Linked DNA regions of Homo sapiens: region 1 is linked to region 2. Evidence: read pairs that join two places in POLR2A ChIA-PET (ENCODE). Cell type or tissue: MCF 10A. All regions are shown on one strand. Links, peaks and the distances in the headings refer to the core of each region. The heading gives the core; the rest is flanking DNA. Region 1 overlaps STRN (striatin). Region 2 overlaps HEATR5B (HEAT repeat containing 5B).

The links. Peaks named below come from ENCODE experiments on the same cell type or tissue, not always from the same donor. Only the 100,000 strongest peaks of a DNase experiment are listed, where the experiment ranks them.
Region 1: POLR2A ChIA-PET joins it to region 2 with 10 read pairs; 6 of 35 experiments call an interaction of 5 or more read pairs at or near these places.

What each region holds. Positions count from the first base shown.
Region 1 is chr2:36,926,982-36,937,360 of GRCh38, reverse strand. All of the region lies in intron 1 of STRN (striatin), which reads left to right. Among named protein-coding and RNA genes, the nearest start is that of STRN, 34 kb to the left of the region's middle. RefSeq lists a silencer at 238-438. In MCF 10A, for the core only: no CTCF peak of the experiment used is centred there; a DNase peak (open chromatin) is centred at 6,170.
Region 2 is chr2:37,003,826-37,013,711 of GRCh38, reverse strand. HEATR5B (HEAT repeat containing 5B) reads left to right here. Exons shown (of 36, transcript NM_019024.3): 28 at 4,864-5,101; 29 at 6,408-6,662; 30 at 7,953-8,080. Among named protein-coding and RNA genes, the nearest start is that of STRN, 42 kb to the right of the region's middle. In MCF 10A, for the core only: a CTCF peak has its summit at 8,496; no DNase peak of the experiment used is centred there.

The DNA of each region.
Region 1 (10,379 bases), core at 4,859-7,358, 74 kb after region 2:
TCTTTTTTTTTTTTTTTTGAGACAGTCTCACTCTTGTTGCCTAGGCTGGAGTGCAGTGGCATGATCTTGGCTCACCGCAACCTCCACCTCCCCGGTTCATGCGATTCTCCTGCCTCAGCTTCCCAAGTAGCTGGGATTATAGGCATGCACCACCACGCCCAGCTAATTTTGTATTTTTTAGTAGAGACAGGGTTTCTCCATGTTGGTCAGGCTTATCTCGAACTCCCGACCTCAGGTGATCTGCCCGCCTTGGCCTCCCAAAGTGCTGGGATTACAAGCATGAGCCACCGTTTCCGGCCCTCTTTTTCTTTTTAACTGAGCTTATTTATCTCTTCCGCAGCTTGAGTCTGGGTCCTACTGTCTTTGTCAGAGTATTTTACTATATTGACCTGGACAATTCTGCCATCATGAACCATATTCCAAACCTAAATATGTAAGAACATAGAAAGATTATTTCAGAAGGAGAATTTTAACACACATGCTTTATTCTGAAAATTCAGCAACAAAATGAAAGGTGAGTTGTGATAGTTGATGTAACAACAAATAGAAAGAAGAAAGCCTGTAATCTGTTTCAGAATGCTATTTCTGGGGCTGGTAACATCAAAAATAATCAAATTAAATGTTAACTTGCTGACTCATAAGATTTTCTCTAATTTAGAAGTTGGAGAACATGCATACTCCTATTACCACTTTCCATCTTTCTCAAATATAGTTTTTATAGTTTTCTGTTGGCTTCATCATTGTATTGAAAGATTATTAGTCACTTACATACATGTAGTTTTCTGTTAAGTCCTGTTCAATATATTACAAAATTTTGATCTATATATGTAATATCAATTAATAAGATGGTGTTAGTTAAATCAGATTACGTGTTCATTCACTTAGTCATTGTTAATACTTCACAGAATATAAATCGTGTTCCATAAGCATGAATTTCTCTCTTAATTCCACATAGTTGTATTAAAATTATGCACCATTTATCATTAGAGTAAAAGATGATGTGTCATTTATTGTAGTGGTAGAAGAAAATAAAACCAAAACAGAATCCAATCTGAAAGCTTAGGTTTTTATTGTTACTACAGTAATTACATCTTCATATACTAAGGACAGCACACTATTACTGTCCAGGAATGGTGTCTCAGACAACTGATTGCTTACAGTCTTTTCAGAGATGAAATAGGAACATAAGCAAGCAGGAAGATTTTTGTCTAAATATGAAGCAAGAAAGGCTTAAATGTCTTTATTCAGGGGATTAGGCATCATAAGTTTTTTTTTAGAGAAATTGTTTTCATGATATTTCCTATCTGCTTTTGTTACTTTGCTTTTGTCTAAGTACGTAATATTTAAAATATTTATAAATTTATTATTTACATGTTAATACCAACGTTTTTTATTTATTTTGTTTTATTAATAGGAGCTCTAATTCACATTTCATAGCCACCTTTGTATAGGCAAAAAAACTGAGAATTAAAAAAATGTTCAAAGGTTAAGGAAAAACAGACTTTCTAGTTTATGGTAATTATTGTTTATACTTCTACTTCGTATGTTCTTGCCTGTTTTTTTCCATTTACTGTGATTGAACTTTTATCTTTTAAATCAAATAACATTGAATAACCGCAGTATTGCAAGGCACTTTGGGATGGAACAGTTGAGTCTATTTTTATTTAGCTGTTGTCCTCAGCAGATTTATAATCTAGTAGAATGCAAAAATCCGCTTTTTGTTGTGTCCTCAATACAAGTGGGAAGCACTTAGTAGGCACTTAATTATTTTATGTTGAGTGCATGAATGAAGGCTTCTGCCTTTAGAGGGCTTATCTGGTTTGGGATGAGATAAATTGTGAACATTCTGAAAATTAAAAGAGAACAAGACAATAATTATGTCATAGTCCTAATTAAATGAGATTAATTATAGAAGGTGTTTGGTAGAGTACGTGATACATATTAAGTATGCCAAAGTCCTTATTTTCTTGCCTTTTTGCTGAACATTAATATAAGTCTCATAAAGTGTTAAAATAATATGTACATACAGAGGTTTTTTTGTTTTGTTTTTAAATAGAAAATAAGAAATGCTCTTGGAATTCAGAGAAGGGATTACTGTGGTGTGTGTAGGCTCAGACTAGGACATTGGTAGAATCCGAAAATGAAAGGGCATTTGGAGAGGTAGGAGAGAGAAGGGCATAAGCCAAGGCATGGAGCTGGGAATGTTCAGGTGTAGTATCTGAAGACTAACTGTCTACTTATTTTTTTAAAAATATAAAATTATGAGTTTCGTTCCTTCCTTTGCCCACCATCCTCCCCTCTGTTGCCCAGGCTAGAGCACAGTGGTGTAGTCTCAGTTCACTGCAACCTCTGCCTCCCAAATTCAAGCGATTCTTGTGCCTCAGCCTCCCGAGTAGCTGGGGCTGCAGTTTTGAGCCACCACACCGGGCTAATTTTTGTATTTTCAGTAGAGACGGGGTTTCACCATCTTGCCCATGGCTGGACTCAAACTCCTGAGTTCAAGTGATCCATCCATCTAGGCTTCTCAAAGTGCTGGGATTACAGGCATGAGCCACCGTGCCCAGCCTAATTGACTACTTTGATTGGAACATAGGATGTGTGAGTAGGAATGTGGAAGACAAAACTAGATAGAGGGGATGGGAACAGATTGTCGATAGCCTTCTTCCGTTGGGAAGAGTTTGGGCTTTATGTAGTTCCTTAAGATTTATGGATTCATAATTTATACATAAAGACTGAATGTTTTAAATATGAGAAGTGTTGCCTATTGAAGAATACTTCTTTAGAGATTATATACCTATCAACAGATAATCATGTTGGTTTAAAACATGTTAACTCTTTTGGAGCTAACCATAAACAAAATCATACGTTATAGAAGACTTATCATTTGCAAGTAATGCTTTCTGAGAGCTCTGTAAATCCTCAGATTTTAAGATTAAGACATCTTTTTGTGGAATTCCTTATCTGAATTATATTTCCATTGAGAGTAATGTTATGTTTCTTACATGTACGCATATTCTACAAGTTAATATCCTTTTCAACTTTAATGAAGGTTTTATTTCACTTGAATCCTTTTTGCTCAGGTTGGAGCATTTGCTGAATTAGTTCACTGATTTTTGATGGGGGAGATATAGAACATTTCTGTTCTTTTTCTGGTTAAGAGCTGCCATTTTCTTAGTCCTTACATTTTTCTTTCTTTGTGGGGGCAGAGAGCATTTTACATCAATAGATTTAGTTTTTTTTCTTTTTTCTTTCGAGACGGAGTCTCCCTCTGTCACCCAGGCTGGAGTGCAGTGGCGTGATCTCTGCTCACTGCAAGCTCTGCCTCCTAGGTTCACGCCATTCTTCCTCAGCCTCCAGAGTAGCTGGGACTACAGGCGCCCGCCACCACACCCGGGTAATTTTTTTGTATTTTTAGTAGAGACAGGGTTTCGCCGTGTTGGCCAGGCTGGTATCAAACTCCTGACCTCGGGTGATCCACCTGCCTCGGCCTCCCAAAGTGCAGGGGTTACAAGGTTAAGCCACCGTGCCCAGCCTAGTTTTTTTTCTTAAACTGTTTAGAGTCATCGCCTTTTAACTTTAATACAAATGCTTGGCTGGGCATGGCAGCACACACCTGTGGGCCCAGCTCCTCGAGAGGCTGAAGCAGGAGAATCGCCTGAGCCCAGGAGGTCAAGACTACAGTGAGCTGTGATCGTGCCATTGCACTCCAACCCTGTCTCAAAAAAACTTCCAAAAACAAATGCTTGGTGTTAGGCTAGACTCATGCATTTAGCCCCTACATTGGGCCTCTAGCTTCTCCATTGCCTTAACAAAGTATCTTCTGGGTAGCTCTCAAAACAGTGGTAACCATGAATGTTAAATCTATGAATATCATACTGTCTCATACCGTAAATCTGCAGAATTCCTCCCTTGATTGATATCTTATTCTCTCTTTTCTTCTACATATGTGTATATGTACATATACAGTTATCCTTTGATGTCTGTAGGGTATTGGTTCCGGGAACTCCCCCATCCAATACAAAAAACTGTGGATGCTCAAGTTCCAATTTTCTTATATAAGGTGGTGTAGTATTTGCATATAAACTATGCACACCCTCCCATATACTTTAAATCATCTCTAGATTATTTATAATACTTAATGTAAATGCTGTGAAAAGTTGTTATACTGTATTTTTAAAATTTTGTATTTATTGTTTATTGAATGTTTTTGATAGATGGTTGACTGAATCTGCAGGTGTAGAACTCATGGATATGAAGGGCTAACTGCATATATATGTGTGTGTGTGTGTGTGTGTGTGTGTAAATTAAAAAAAAATGGAATTTCTAGCCCTTTGAGCAAACATAAGGAACATTTATAAAGAGGTGAAAGATAGGAAGATGTGCTGAGGGAATTTAACTGACTGATTCGAGTTCTGAGGGAGCCTTTGGGATCTCAAGAAACCTACTGATGTACATTTATTTATAAGCTGCCATAAGGTGATAATGTGGGTGTAATTAATTTAGTGCTTTAAGTGAGAATTTGGGCAGTTGAGGGTTTTCTGTATACGAAAATCTATGTTTGTAATCTTACATTTAGGGATGGAGAGATTGCTTTTGAAAGAATATACCAGTATCTCCTATAGCATTTCAGAGGTAAAATGTTATCTAGAAGGATCACTTGAGCCCGGGAGTTCAAGGCTGTAGTGAACTATGATCATGCCACTGTACTCCTAACCTGGCAGCAAAGAGAGACCCTCATCTCTAAAAAACATAAAATGAAATTTATCTTTATTTTCAATATAATCCATAAGTTCACATCTTATCTTTTTTTGAAATGTGACAATAGGTAAATAAATAAAATGGTACAGTAATTTTATTTATTAGGAAAATTTCAGGAGACTGACTAGTTTGTTAAAATGTGAAACTAGGCCGGGTGCGGTGGCTCACGCGTGTAATCCCAGCATTTTGGGAGGCCGAGGCAGGCAGATCACCCGAGGTCAGGAGTTTGATACCAGCCTGGCCAACACGGTGAAACCCTGTCTCTACTAAAAATACAAAAATTAGCCAGACGCAGTGGCGGGTGCCTGTAATCCCAGCTACTCTGGAGGCTGACATAGGAGAATTGCTTGAACCCGGGAGGTGGAGGTTGCAGTGAGCCGAGATCACGCCACTGTACTCCAGCCTGGGCAACAGAGTGAGACTGTCTCAAAAAAAAAGTAAAACTAGCTGTAGAATAAATACCAGATTAGAATACAGTTTTTAGGCTTGGTGCAGTGGCTTATGCATGTATTTCCAGCACTTTGGGAGGCCAAGGTGAGAGGATTGCTTGAGGCTAGGAGTTCGAGACCAGCCTGGCAACATAGCAAGACCCTGTCTCTACCAAAAAGATTAAAATCAGCTGCATGTGGTCGTATGCGCCTATAGTCCCAGCAACTTGGGAGGCTGAGGCGGGAGAATTGATTGAGTTCAGGATTTCGAGGCTGCTGTGAGCTATGACTGCACTCCAGCCTGGGCAACAGAGCGAGACCCTGTCTCAAATAAATAAACAAATAAATGAATAAGCAAGCAAGCAAGCAGTTTTAAAGTTGAACATCAGTTCTCTACTTGACTCCAGAGTTAAATAGGCATCCAGTTGCTTTTTGTGTTTATTTTTATATTCACTGCTTTTGCCTGCAACTGTGTTTCTGGTTCTAAGTAAATATAACATATGCTACTGGTACACATATGTCTTAGGCAACATATGTTTCATTCACTGGATTGTTAGCTCTGTTTTGTTTTGTCACTACTTTAGTCCCAGTACCAATAACTGCCAGGCACAAAGTAGGTGTTTAGTTAATATTGTTAAATGAACAAATACAAATATTTGATTTTATCACTTGAATCCTCGTTTATTAGTACTGCACTATCTTTTCTTAGCTGTTTTTGTGAACATAACACAGCTTGTGTACAAGCTGGTCTTGTACCCTAACGAGATTGGAAGTACATTGTGGGTAGAAACTTGGTTTTATTTGTTTTTCCTATATTCTCCTTTACAGCAGTTTAGACTTGATGGGAAGTAGGTATTTCCCAAACATGTGATTGAACTGAAATATATTGGTAGATTTTATTTTATCAGGAGACTGCCAAAAGTATAGTCATAACTAAGGAATTTGGAAGAGAATCAAAAAGCTAGTATGTACTCGTCTGTCAGCTTGAAGGCCTGTATAAGACTCCAAACTTCTGTGGAGTAAAAAGGGTAGGGTTCTGGGGCTGGACGCGATAGCTCACACCTGTAATCTCAACACTTTGGGGAAAAAAAAGAGGTAGGGTTCTGGGACTATTCTTTGCTTCTTTCTTTTTCTTTTTTTTTTTGAGGCAATTTTGCTCTGTCATTCAGGCTGGAGTGCAGTGGCATGATCTCGACTCACCACAACCTCTACCTCTCAGGTTCAAGCAGTTCTCCTGCCTGAGCCAGAGTAGCTGGGATTACAGGCGCTTGCCACCACACCTGGCTAATTTTTTTATATTTTTAGTAGAGATGGGGGTTTTACCATGTTGGCCAGGCTGGTTAAGAACTCCTGACCTCAAGTGATCCACCCGTCTCGGCCTCCCAAAGTGCTAGGATTACAGGCCTGAGCCACTGCGCCCGGCCTCTGGGACTGTTCTTTTCCTTGCTCCTTAACAGACTGTTTCCTGCTTTTTGTTTTGTTTTGCTTTGTTTTTTGTTTTTGGCCTCCTAACTGTGTTACAAACGGTTTAAGTCAGTGGTTCTCCAAGGTTGGTCCCAGATCAGCAGCATTATCACCTGGGTACTTACTAGAAATGCAAATTCTTGGGCCCCACTCCAGACCTACTGAATGAGCAACTCTGAGGGTAGAACCTAAAAAATTGTGTTTTAACAAGTCATCTGGGTGATTCTGATGGTAAAGTTTGATGTCACCAAATGATAATGACACTTTTTTTTTTTTTTTGAGATGGAGTCTCGCTCTGTTGCCCATTCTGGAGTGCAGTGGCATGATCTTGGCTCACTGCAACTTCCACCTCCCAGGTTCAAGCAATTTTCCTGTCTCAGCCTCCTGAGTAGCTGGGACTACAGGCACACGCCACCATGCCTGGCTAATTTTTGTATTTTTAGTAGAGATGGGGTTTCATCATACTGGTCAGGCTGGTCTCGAACTCCTGACCTCAGGTGATCCACCTGCCTCGGTCTCCCAAAGTGCTGGGATTACAGGCATGAACCACCGCGCCTAGCCTGATAATGACACTGTCTTTAAGAGAGAGGGCTACAGGCAGTGATTATGTGCCAGAGAAAACTAGCAGCCTAGATTTAAGAGGATAATATAATCCAAAGCTTTTCAGAGGGAATAGATATAGTTTATAGAAGGCATTAAGACATAAAGCGATTATTGAAACTTCATTGTACACTGTAACCATATAATTGACTTTTACTTATATATTTCCTCTTTTACTTTGAAGTTTGTGTTCAAATCAAAAGATGAGAACCTTAAATTAATCAAGCTTTATAATATTTTATTTTAGATTTTTGTAAAAGTGAATGCTCTTTATATTCCATAGCAAGTAACTGAAAAGCTACTGAAAAGTGTCCAACCCAAGAATTTTGTGTATTTTTCATTTTGAATTTACTTCTCAGTGATTTCAATTTTGAATCCTAGCCCTTTTAAATTTTAGAATACAAGGTAGTTTAAAATGGCTTCAATAAGGCTGGGCGTGGTGGCTCACACCTGTAATCCCAGCGCTTAGGGAGGCTGAGGTGGGTGGATCACGAGGTCAGGAGTTTGAGAACAGCCTGACCAACATGGTAAAACCCTGTCTCTACTAAAAATACAAAAATTAGCTTGGCGTGGTGGTGTGCACCTGTAATCCCAGCTACTCAGGAGGGTGAGGTAGGAGAATTACTTCGACCCTGGGAGGCTGAAGTTGCAGTGAGCCGAAATCGCACCACTGCACTCCAGCCTGGGCGACAGAGCGAGACTCCGTCTCAAAAGAAAAAAAAAGGGGTGGGGGGGCTTTAATAAATTAAATGGTGCATTTTAAATATTTTAATTGTTTATTAGATATTATGTATGCAGATAAACCTGTTTATAGAAGATCTATATTCCTATTTACATATATCCTTTTGACAAATTAGAATTGAAAATAATACAAAAATAAATTTTCTTTTTGTCATGCAGACTTAAATAGTAAAATGTCTTCCTTCTATTATTTTTATCTTTTTTGTTTATAATGGTTAGGAAGTGAATAATTTTCTATACTGTGAAAAATACGTATAAAGTATCATGGAAGTTCAACATTCATTTTCCTTGAAGATAATTCCAAAGTTTTCTTCTCCAGAAGTATATGCTGTTATTAGGTTTAGTTGTACTGATAAATGGCAGTATGATGATTTGTAATTTTTTAAACATTTTATTCATGTCACTTTTTTTTTTTTTTTTTTGAGACGGAGTCTCACTCTGTTGCCCAGGCTGGAGTGCAGTGGCGTGGTCTCGGCTCACTGCAGCCTCTGCCTCCTGGGTTCAAGCAATTCTGTGCCTCAGCCTCCCAAGTAGCTGGGATTACAGGCACCTGCCACCACGCCCGGCTAATTTTTTTTTTTGTATTTTTAGTAGAGATGGGGTTTCACCATCTTGGTCAGGCTGGTCTTGAACTCCTGACCTCGTGATCCACCCGCCTCGGCCTCCCAAAGTGCTGGGATTACAGGAGTGAGCCACTGCGCCCTGCCTTTTTTTTTTTAAGATGGAGTCTCACTGTGTCGCCCAGGCTGGAGTGCAGTGGTGTGATCTCTGCACACTGCAACCTCCGCCTCCTGGGTTTGAGTGATTCTTCTGTCTCAGTCTTCCAAGTAGCTGGGAATACAGGTGCCTGCCACCATGCCTGGCTAATTTTTGTATGTTTAGTGGAGACAGGGTTTCACCATGTTGGCCAGGCTGGTCTCGAACTCTTGACCTCAAGTGATCCCCCCGCCTCGGCCTCCCAAAGTTCTGGGATTACAGGTGTGAGCCACTGTGTCCGACCTATTTTCCTCTTTTTCTTTTTACCTTTTTTCCTTCCCTTTTTTTCTTCCTTTTGCTGTTTTCGTCTTTTATGTCTCTCACCCTCGCCCTTCCTCAATTCAATTCAAAGAGCAATATACTGCCATATCTGGAGAATTTTTAGCTGGAATTTAATCTTTATTTTAAAAGAGTAAGAATTTATACCAATTATTATGCTTTCGACTGAGGTCGTTTTACAGAAGGAATTCGTTTTTTTTTATGTAGGAATGTGTTTTAAGACTGTTTCTAATATCTAAGTTTCCTAGAGAAAAAAAAGGTAAAAGATTGACATTATTCTCATAGTCTTTTACTCTTTTCTCAAAGGTCTTAGTTCAGGTCCTAATTTTCTTTCAATTATATTCATTTATTTAACCAGTCTCCTTTAGGTGGTCATTTGGGTTGTATACATATTCTTGTCTGTGTTTTATCAGTCATGTATTACATAATTTCACATATGTGCAAATATATATTTGAAGGATACCATTCTAAAATTGCTGAGTTAAAGGGTATATGCATTTACAAACTTGACAGATATTACCAGTTGTCCTCTATAAAGTGAAACTGGTTTATATCACCACAGCTAACATTTAAATGTCTGTTTTTTACCATATTATTAAATTACTGAACTTTATCCATCTGATGGAAAAGAAGAAATCTGATTGTACTTTATTTTTTATATTTTTAATTTTTTTATGAGATGTCTTGGTATGTTGGCCAGGATGGTCTCAAACTCCAGCCTCAAGCTATCCTCTCACCTCAGTCTCCCAAAGTTCTGGGATTACAGGTATTAGCTACCATGCCTGGCCCTGATTACCACCCCCCCCCCCCTTTTTTTTGTTTTTTTGATATAGGGTCTCACTCTGTCACCCATGTTAGAGTGTGGTGGTGTGATCACTGCTCACTGCAGCCTTGGCCTCCTGGGCTGAGGTGATTCTCCTGCCTCAGCCTCCCAAGTAGCTGGGACCACAGACACATGCCACCATGCCTGGCTGATTTTTTAAATTTTTTGTGGGGACGTGGTCTCGCTATGTTGCACAGGCTAGGCTCAAACTCCTGAGCTCAAGTTATCCACCCGCCTCGGCCTCCCAAAGTGCTGTTAATTACAGGGCTGAGCCACTGTGCCCAGCCTCTGATTATACTTTTAATTGTAATTTCTCTTATGCTTGAAGTTGAACATATACAGTAAAGACTTTATGGTATTGTAGGCTGAAGTTTCAGAATCATCCAGGACCAATGATGTTAGCAGAAATGCAAAACTAGCCAAGGAGTATCGAGGGGACAAAATAGATAATTGATATTGTTATTACCTTCAAAGTTTGATTGCATTGATTAGCTTATTATTTTTATTAAAGTCATTTTAAAGAGCATATA
Region 2 (9,886 bases), core at 7,174-9,673:
AAATTTGTTAATCAGTGTACTGAAAACCTCTATATTGAGGAAGGGCTCTCCTACATAATATGAGGAAATTAGGTAGGAAAAACTCAAAAATATAACAGAAAATATTTTATGCCAAAAATCTTTTATTTGATTAAATTTCAGGTGACTTGCCACCTTGATATTGAGGCCATAGGGGTTTTGTTTCTTTTTTTTAAAGGTAGGGTCTTGCTTTGTTGCCCAGCCTGGACTTGAACTTCTGGGCCCAAACAGTCCTCCTGCCGCAGCCATCCGCGTAGCTGGGACTGCAGGCACGCACCACAGTGCCCAGCTTGTTTTGTTTTTTAATAGCTAGTTTTACCTTTTTCATTCTCACAGTCACTTTAAAAAATATATAATTACATTGTTTTAAATTCATTTTTCTAAATTCCTTCTGCCAGTTACTATTGAATTCTTATCATCTGCCCTCCAGTATTGAAGTAACTAATTCCTTCCTCTACCAGCTCAGTATCTCACTTCCCTATTTTCGTGGTATTCAGCAACAGGTAACTGAAACCATAGAAAGTGAAACCACGTTTAAGGGAAGACTATTGGAGTTATAATTATTTTAAGCTTTTCCGCTAATCTAAGACTAAACTTTTCTCATTCCCTTACTTCCCACCCTCTGATTCATTCAACAAAGTGTTGTTTAGCTTCAGCTCTGTCAGGTTAGCAGTTGAGAATACGGGGGTGAGATATATTACGTTTGCTGAGCAAGACAAACTGGTAAACAAGTAGATGTACCAAAGGGTAAGGAGCATTATCACAGGAGAAATACAAAGTTACAAAGTGTTTTGGAACACATAGCAGAGGCAGTTACAATAGGCTGGAGGCTCAGAAGTAGCCTTTTTGGAGAAAGTGATGTTTACATTGAAACATGGAGGATAGGAGGAGGTATCAGTTAGGCATGAGAGTGAGGAGGAGACTGTGTGAAGCTCAGTGCTGTCTACTCTTCTTCTTTGTGTCTTCAGCACCTTCCTCTGTACATCCTCTAAAACTGCGCCCTAGGCCAGGCGTGGTGGCTCACACCTGTAATCCCAGCACTTTGGGAGGCCGAGGCAGGCGGATCACCTGAGGTCAGGAGTTCGAGACCAGCCTGGCCAATATGGTGAAACACTGTCTCTGCTAAAAATACAAAATTACCCTGGCATGGTGGTGCATGCCTGTAATCCCAGCTACTTGGGAGGCTGAGGCAGGAGAATCACTTGAACCCGGGAGGCAGAGATTGCAGTGAGCCAAGATCACGCCATTGCACTGCAGCCTGGGCAACAAGAGCGAGACTCTTGTCTCAAAAAAAAAAAATTTAATTAATTAAAAAACTGCACACATTATTTTCAGGAATATTTAAGGATATGCACAAAGGTTCTGCTACAAGGGTATTTGTTATGGTGTTATTATTCACAAAAAAGTGGAAATAACCTAAATGTATTTCTTGATCTTGAAAGATGATGATATTAAGTGACTAGAAAATTGGGGTAGAAATTATACACACACGCACGCACACATTAGGTAAAAAACTGAGCGTGTTTATATAACTGTTTAGACTGGTAACAGCATTGTATCTGAGTAGTAGCATTATGTGTAGTTTTAATTTTCTTCATTTTGCTTATGCTTCTGATTGTCCTTTTTTGTGTAATATCTATAAGAAAAATAAGCCTAAAAATTTATTTTAAAATAGGTCTGAAAGATATATTCTCATATATTGCAGGTAGCAATATAAAATATAGAACCTTTTTAGAAAGCATTTGGCAGTGTCTATTCAGAGTCATAAAAATATTTGTAAACACTGACCCAGTGATTCCATTTCTGGGCCTGTAGTCTAGTGAAAAATATCCAAAATATGGAAAAGAGGTAAGTTTACAAAAATGTTTACTTGCAACACTATTTATAATGTGAAGAAATGAATATCTTTTGTCTTCGAAAGCTGTATTTCATCTTTCTAGGATTCCCAATGCTAAGTAAAGAATTAGAAGTAAATATAAAATTTCAACTGTAGGAAAACTGGTAGATACATTGTGGGTCATCCACTGTAAGTCATTAAAATAATGGTTATGAAAACTGGTATTCACATGGGAAAACCCTATGACATGTTTATCAGTAAAACTAAATACAGAATCTCTGTACATCAAAATTATAACTTACAAAGATAGAATATGAAAACCCAGAAATTGAGGTTATGAGTCATTTTTAACTCTTATTTTTCCAACTTTTTATAGCATAATTATTAAAATAAAATTATAAGTCGAGGAAAAATGCATACATAGACCGTAAAGTCTTACAGTGACACCCTTGCTTCCCCATTGCCTGCAGAGTAAAAACTTCAGCTACTTCCAGCTTATAACCTGTGCTCCGTCTATATGAGAAATTTGCATACTTAGATTACCATGCAGTTTCCTGTTTTTGTGCTCTTGCTCTGGCTGTTCCCTCTGCCTGTAAGCTCCCTTTCCATCTCTGCCTATGAGCAAGTCAACTTTTGTCCTTAAAAACGGTCTCACCTTTCTCACACTCCCAAGGCTAAGATTCGTTTATCTGTGATGTTCCCTGAGATTCATTCACTCATTGCATAAACTGCCGAGTGTTCATTAGGTACCAGACACTGTCTGTGCACTGGGTAGAGTGTACTAGAAGATAAAGCATTAAAAAGATTATCTTTGTAGAAGATAAATAATTAAAGCCAAATCTTTAAAAGTTTCTTCTCTTAAGCACCTTTTTACTTCCCTCTCATTGTAATATTAGCCTGTGAATTCATGGAAAGCAAAAACTATGTATTATTTGTTTTTTTTTTTTGCTTCCAGTCCTAGAACAATAACAAATTCAAGGCAAAAGGTGCCTACCTAGTAAGGATTTGATGAATGAATGGCTGGATATACTTAAGAGTGCTTATTGTGACATTTTCTTAAAAATGTTAGTGGCTGGGCACTTGGGGAGGCTGAGAAGGATGGATCACCTGCGGTCAGGAGTTTGAGACCAGCCTGGCCAACGTGGAGAAACCCTGTCTCTACTAAAAATACAAAAATTAGTCAGGCTTGCTGGTGTGTGCCTGTAATCCCAGCTACCCTGGACCCTGAGACAGGAGAATCACTTGAACCCGGGAGGTGGAGATTGCAGTGAGCTGTGATCGCACCACTGCACTCCAGCCTGGGTTACAGATCGAGACTCCCATCTCAAAAAAAAAAACAGTGTAATAACAAATTTAGGGGGGAAACAAGCATGTACTCACTAGAAGATATGACAGTAATATATTCATAACTTGAGATCCAAAGTCCCTATTTTAGAATTTAGTCAATTGCTGTATATTTTCTCTGTGCTGTAAGTCTGCTTGGTGTGGGAATAGGGGTAAGACACAGTGCTTCTCATCAAGAAGCTTGCAGTGTACCTATACAGATACCATACTTAGGCTTTCTCGTTAGGTACAATGGATGTAACACTGTGGAGGGAAGACAGTTTTCTCGAGATTTTTATCTAGAGCAATTCTTTTCTTGCTTGCTGTCATTCCTTTCTTTTTTTGTTTTCTCATTAATACGTTATTCAGCTTTGTATGTGCCAGTAGCCAAAGCCTAAATGTATTACAAAACAAAGGAAAATAAATATGATTCAATAAAGAAGAATCTTTGAAATTATATTTTAGGAAAGTTGCTTTTATGTCTTTTTGGCTCACAAACTAGAGAGAAAGGATACAGGTAATGTATGTGACTAGCAGATTATATTAGCCAGGCTATCTGTTGTAAATGCTAGATTGCAAAATATCATTTAAGGTCTGTGTAAGAAGGAGTTTAGAAGGATATTTATGGAAATCCTTTCTGATGTCTCTTTTTGCCTCTCAGCTGCTTACTTTGAATGCCTGGTTGTCTAATAAGTCTAGGAAGGTGGAGGCAGAAACAGAGTTATACCCTGTGGCAAAAAAAAAAAAAAAAAAGTGGAGGCGGGGGGTGCTTTGTAAAGTAGAATGAGGGAAGCCAGAAAAAACTCTGAGAAGGCTACTCAAGGAACATGCCATCAGAGGAATAGTCAGAAGTCAGATCAGTTTTTTTAGAAAAATGTCTCCAAGGCAAATGGAATTATTCTTTTGTGTTTATCAGGAAATCATGGAGTTGTATATACTTTTTTTTTTCTTTTTTTGAGACAGGATCTCAAATCTGGTGCCCAGGCTGGAATGCAGTGGCACGATCATAGCTCACTGGAACCTTGAACTCCTGGGCTTAAGCGATCCTTCTGCCTTAGCCTCCCAAGTAGCTGGGGCTACAGGCATGTGCCACCATGCCTGGCTAGCATTTTTGTTATTTTTTGTAGAGATAGGGTCTTGCTATATTACCCAGGCTGGTCTTGACCTCCTGGCTTCAAGTGATTCCCAGCTTCTCAAAGTGCTGGGATTACAGGCATGAGCCACTGCACCTGATCAAAGTATATACTTTCTTCTTTTTTTTTTTTTTTTTTTTTTTTGAGACAGAGTCTCACTTTGTCACCAGGCTGGAGTGCAGCAGCGCGATCTCGGCTCACTGCAACCTCCGCCTCCCTGGTTCAAGCGATTCCCCTGCCTCAGCCTCTGGAGTAGCTAGGACTACAGGTGCCTGCCACCATGCCCGGCTAATTTTTGTATTTTTCGTAGAGACAGGGTTTCACTATGTTGGCCAGGATGGTCTCAATCTCTTGACCTCATGATCTACCCGCCTTGGCCTCCCAAAGTCCTGGGATTACAGGTGTGAGCCACCGCACCCAGCCAAAGTGTATACTTTCTAATATCTATACCCAGTTATCTTTGATGATTTAACTGTATTTTTATAATAACGTAAAATATCTTATTTTTTTATCTTATGCCTTACTATTTTGTCCTCATAAATATCATATTAGGTATATGTGGTCGCTATGAATATTAAAAAGGAAGCAGAGTCAAAACCAAAAAGAGCAATTAAAAATACTGACGATGATGATGACGACTGTGGTACCATCGATGAACTGCCACCAGATAGTTTAATAACACTGGTACAACCTGAACTACCAACACTCAGTCGCCTGTGGTTAGCAGCATTAAAAGATTATGCACTCTTGACTTTACCAGCCGAATTTTCTAGTCAGCTTCCTCCAGATGGTGAGTATTACATTCTGAGTTTTACTTTTATGGAGTTCAAAGTAGTAGTTAAACAAAATAGAGACGGTATAGACTAGCAACAACAGTTGCTATAGTAACAGTTTAAATTTCTGTGGCTTAAGTTTGATGTTGTCTCAGTTAGAATATGTACTCTATATTGAATTTGTAGATAGAAGATATAGAGCTTTTTTGTTGGCTGAAGCAAACATATTAGCAAGCACTGTTACAATAATAGCTGTATGAGCTAGGGTATTCTAAATAGCTATGGGTAACAAGTCATTATGCATAACCATAGATGTATATTGCTGTACTGTTCAATGTTTGTATTTTCATATTCTATTTCAGATTCCTAGTGTGCCAATAAATTATGTTCCTAAAGTGCTTTGCAAATTGTACTTTAGTTTTCTTATCAAAATCAGTGTAGAAATCGTCAACATTTTTTTCTGTTTAGAAAGTGTGTTATTAGTTCCTACTTGAAGAACCCATTCTCCTTCCTATATATTAATGATAAGAATAATGGAGTTCCCCCGCCCCCTTTTTTCCTTCCTTAATCCATCATAACAGCAAGGAGTGATGAGGAAGTCCTCAGTGTTAGTAGAGGAAACAACAGGAGGTGGAGAGGAATAGCAGAAGAAGAAAGAAACAGAGGGAAGAAACAGAGTTCCCTGGTTGTGATAGAAAGAGAAGATGATAGGGTTTTAGGAGCCACTGGCAACAATGAAGAGGTAAATTCTGTGACAACAGGGTAAGAAAAGGTAAGAATACTTAGTGACATCAGCAGTAGCAGAGGAAAGGCTGGAAAACTAGCATCAGTGAGGAAGAGACAGGTATTCCAGTTCATCAGCTACAGAAAAGGGGTTACTTTTGGTGGCTTTATAAAGAGGAGAAGCCCTTTGGCTAGATTTCTCTTTTGTATGTAACAGGTATTTTTGTTAGTGGTTCATAAATGAGCGAACATGTATAATAGTAATATTTTGGCCGGGTGCAGTGGCACATGCCTGTAATCCCAGCACTTTGGGAGGCTGAGGCGGGTGGATTGAGAGTTTGAGACCAGCCTGGCCAGCATGGTGAAACCCCATTTCTACTAAAAATACAAAAAATTAGCTGGGCATTGCGGCGCATGTCTGTAGTCCCAGCTTCTGAGGAGGCTGAGGCAGGAGAATTGCTTGAACCCAGCAGGAGGAGGTTGCAGTGAGCCAAGATCGCACCATTGCACTCCAGCCTGGGCGACAGAACGAGACTTGGTCTCAAAAAAAAAAAAAAAAAAAAAAAAGTAATGTTTTTAATTGATTTGATTGCTTTACAGGTGGAGCATTTTATACCCCTGAAACTATTGATACAGCTAGACTTCACTATCGGAATTCCTGGGCCCCAATTCTCCATGCGGTGGCACTTTGGTTAAATAGCACAGGATTTACGTGCTCAGAGTCTACAGAAGCAGCAGCAATATCTGGTTTACAAAAACGTTCTACATCTGTCAATTTAAACCAGGCATCAGGAGCAGTGGGTAGTGCTAAATCTTTGCCAGAAATTAACAAAGACAGAATGCATCTGATTTTAGGTAGGTCTGTCATATTAATATATTTCAAGATTATCACTTCTGAAAATTCATATCTTTCATTTTAAAGCTATGGAAAGATTTTGTACAGTATAGCACAGTTCAGAGAAGGAAAAGTGAAAGGATTTTTCACCTCACCTTATAAATTGTTAATTGAATTTTTAACCTAGAAATTAAATTATTAAAAACTACTGAAACTACTTAACTGTCATGCTCATTCACACAGCAATATCGAACAATTTTCAGTAAAAAAACGTAATATGTTTTTTATTCAACAACAGGTTTTCTTTTTACTTGGCACTTAACCAATTATCCCATTAAGAAAAAAATGTTTAAGAAGATTTCAGTGAATCCTAATGTAAAATTGCTTTATAAATGCTTTTTTGTTTCTTGTTTTTTTGTTTTTTGTTTGAGACAGAGTTTCACTCTTGTTGCCCAGGCTGGAGTGCAGTGGCGCAATCTCGGTTCACCGCAACCTCCGCCTCCTGGGTTCAAGCGATTCTCCTGCCTCAGCCTCCCAAGTAGCTGGGATTATGGGCATGCGCCACCACGCCCGGGTAATTTTGTATTTTTAGTAGAGGTGGGGTTTCTCCATGTTGGTCAGGCTGGTCTCGAACTCCTGACCTCAGGTGATCCACCCACCTCGGCTGGGTGCTGAGATTACAGGTATGAGCCACTGCACCCAGCTATAGATGCTTTTTTAACATTTAAGAATTTATACATGGTAATGAAGCTTTTAGTGATCTTATGTTTTCTGGGAGTGAAAAGGAACACAATAAGGTGTAATTATCGGATTCATCAGTAGATCTGGTAAGTGAAAATGTGAAAAACTTCCAAAACAATGACTTTACCCCTATGTAAATTAAAAGCAGTTGTTTACTATGATACCCATTGTGCCTCTATAACTTGCCATTTAAAAACTTTGTATGCATGAAAAATTATTTGGCTACCATTTAATGAAAAACAATTTTATAATGTTTGTAAATTTATTTTCTTAATGTATTATTTTAAAAGTCCTAGAAATAAAAACTTAATATCTTCATAATCAACCTGATGGCATGGGAATTCCTTCTTTCACACATAGCTAATTTGAATATTAACCTAATTGCAAAACTACAACCTTATGTTGAGTTTGGCTGTTTAACTTGGAAACCATTTTGAAGTCTACTTTAAGGTATTAATAAATACATGTTAAGGTAATCTGTAAAAACATAAATAGAGAAGAAATATGGGATCAAACAACATAAAGTGTTTTATAAGTGAAAAAACATGTTTTTATTTTGTGCATTTCAGGTGTGAGTATACAGTTTCTTTGTTCCCCTAGACCTGAGGAGCCCATTGAACATGTTACAGCATGCCTGCAGGCCTTACATACCTTGCTAGACTCCCCTTATGCTCGAGTCCATATTGCAGAAGATCAGGTACAGTGTATTGCTATGATAGATACTTGTGTGGTTTTTTTTTGAGTATTGCTTTACAATGGAAAAAAGGATGGATTTTTTTTCTGTATTGGATCCTATTTTAACATGATATGAATACACTGACTCCCTGTATTTATTCACCCAGTTACTTTTACTCTGTGCCTGGTCTGCCTCAAACGTGGTTTGAGGTTATAGATAGTGAAAGCAGTTTCACTGTGCCTGAATTAGGAGATAGGTACAGTGTGGTAAGTGCTATTTTAGTGCATGTAAAGCTGCAATTAGAATAGAGAGGAGGAGCCCGATGTTGTGATAGGAAAGCAAAGGATGGTTTCTCAGAGTGGGCAATGGTTGAATCAAATCTTCAAGAGGAATTAGTGAGGCAACACATGCGGGACGGGTTTTCCTCTCAGAAAGAATAGCAAATACGAACACTAGGAGGCATGAGAGAACACGGCAAGTTCAAGGGCATAGCCATTTACTATGGCCGATATGAATGGAACATGAGGTTGTTAGATGAGGCTGGACAACAAGGTGAAGACCAAATCATGAAGGTTTCTTGATGACATGTAAAAGAGTTTGAACCCTATCCTGAAAGTGATAGGGAATCATTAAAAATGTTTAAGTAGAGGAATGATGTAACTAACTTTATATTTCAGAAGGATCATTCTGTCAGCCCGTAGAGGTAGGTTGGTTTGTAAGAGATGGGAAGGGAGACAGGGAGGCCAGTTCTGAGGCTTTTTTCATAATTCCAGAGAAATGATAACACTAGCCTAGGAAGGCTGAATAAAGGAAGAAGAAAGAGGACCAAGATTGGAAGCTTGAGGATAAATAGCATTTAAAAATTGAGAAGAAGGAAATAAATCAACAGTGGAAACTGCTAGAGAAGTTTCAGGAGAACCAAAAGAGAACAGAGTTATCAAAGACAAGGGAGGAGTTTCAAGAAGGGTAGACAGAGTCTCAAAAGAAAGAATCGAGTAAATAAGCACAGAAATGAGTCTAGAGGAGGCTATTGGTGACCTCCCGCAGAGGATTGTTTGAGGTGACCAGTAGCCAGATAGTAGAAGATTGAGGAGTGAATAAGAGAGTAAAGGAAGTGGAAGCATCTAGGCTGGGAAAGGAAGGAGCCAGATACATAGAGGAGGACATAGGGTAGATAAAAGGATCTGGAGGCTTTGGGAATAGTGCAGGGGGGACATGTGATAAGAAAGACTTGAGCATTGTCATTATACTGACAAGAGTAGCCTAACTAGAGAGAGAAGTTGAAAACATACGAGATATGATCAGAGTCCTTGAAGAATCCCTAGGAAGTCAAATAGGTTAGGATAGGAGCACATAAGGAAAGATTAACCTCAGATTAAGCCTCACATAAGAGGCTGAACACATGATCTTAAGGAAAGAGGTAAAGGTGGCTTTGGTTGCAGTTAAGTCTTTTCCCCCTCTTTGAAATTTCATTTAGGTTCATTGGATGGATTTGGTATGGAAGATTGTGAGTAAGAAGCTTAAAGTGGGTGGCAAAAGTTTGTAGTAGTTGCTGAAGTGAATAGAAGAGGAACTCACCAGAGATTTCTACAATCTGTGGTAGGCAGAGGTTGTAGAAATTCTTGGATATTCAGCTCAGGTTAGAAATTATAAATTTTAGCAGCACTGGACTCTACAATACTATTTAGCTCAATTATTTCCTTCCAATAGGAGAATGATCATCTCTGAATATAAAGCACATTTAAATATGTAAATAATAAATCATTTGTTGCTTGAAAATACATAGGAGTAAAATGTGACCATTTCTCAAGATTTTTACAATGTTCT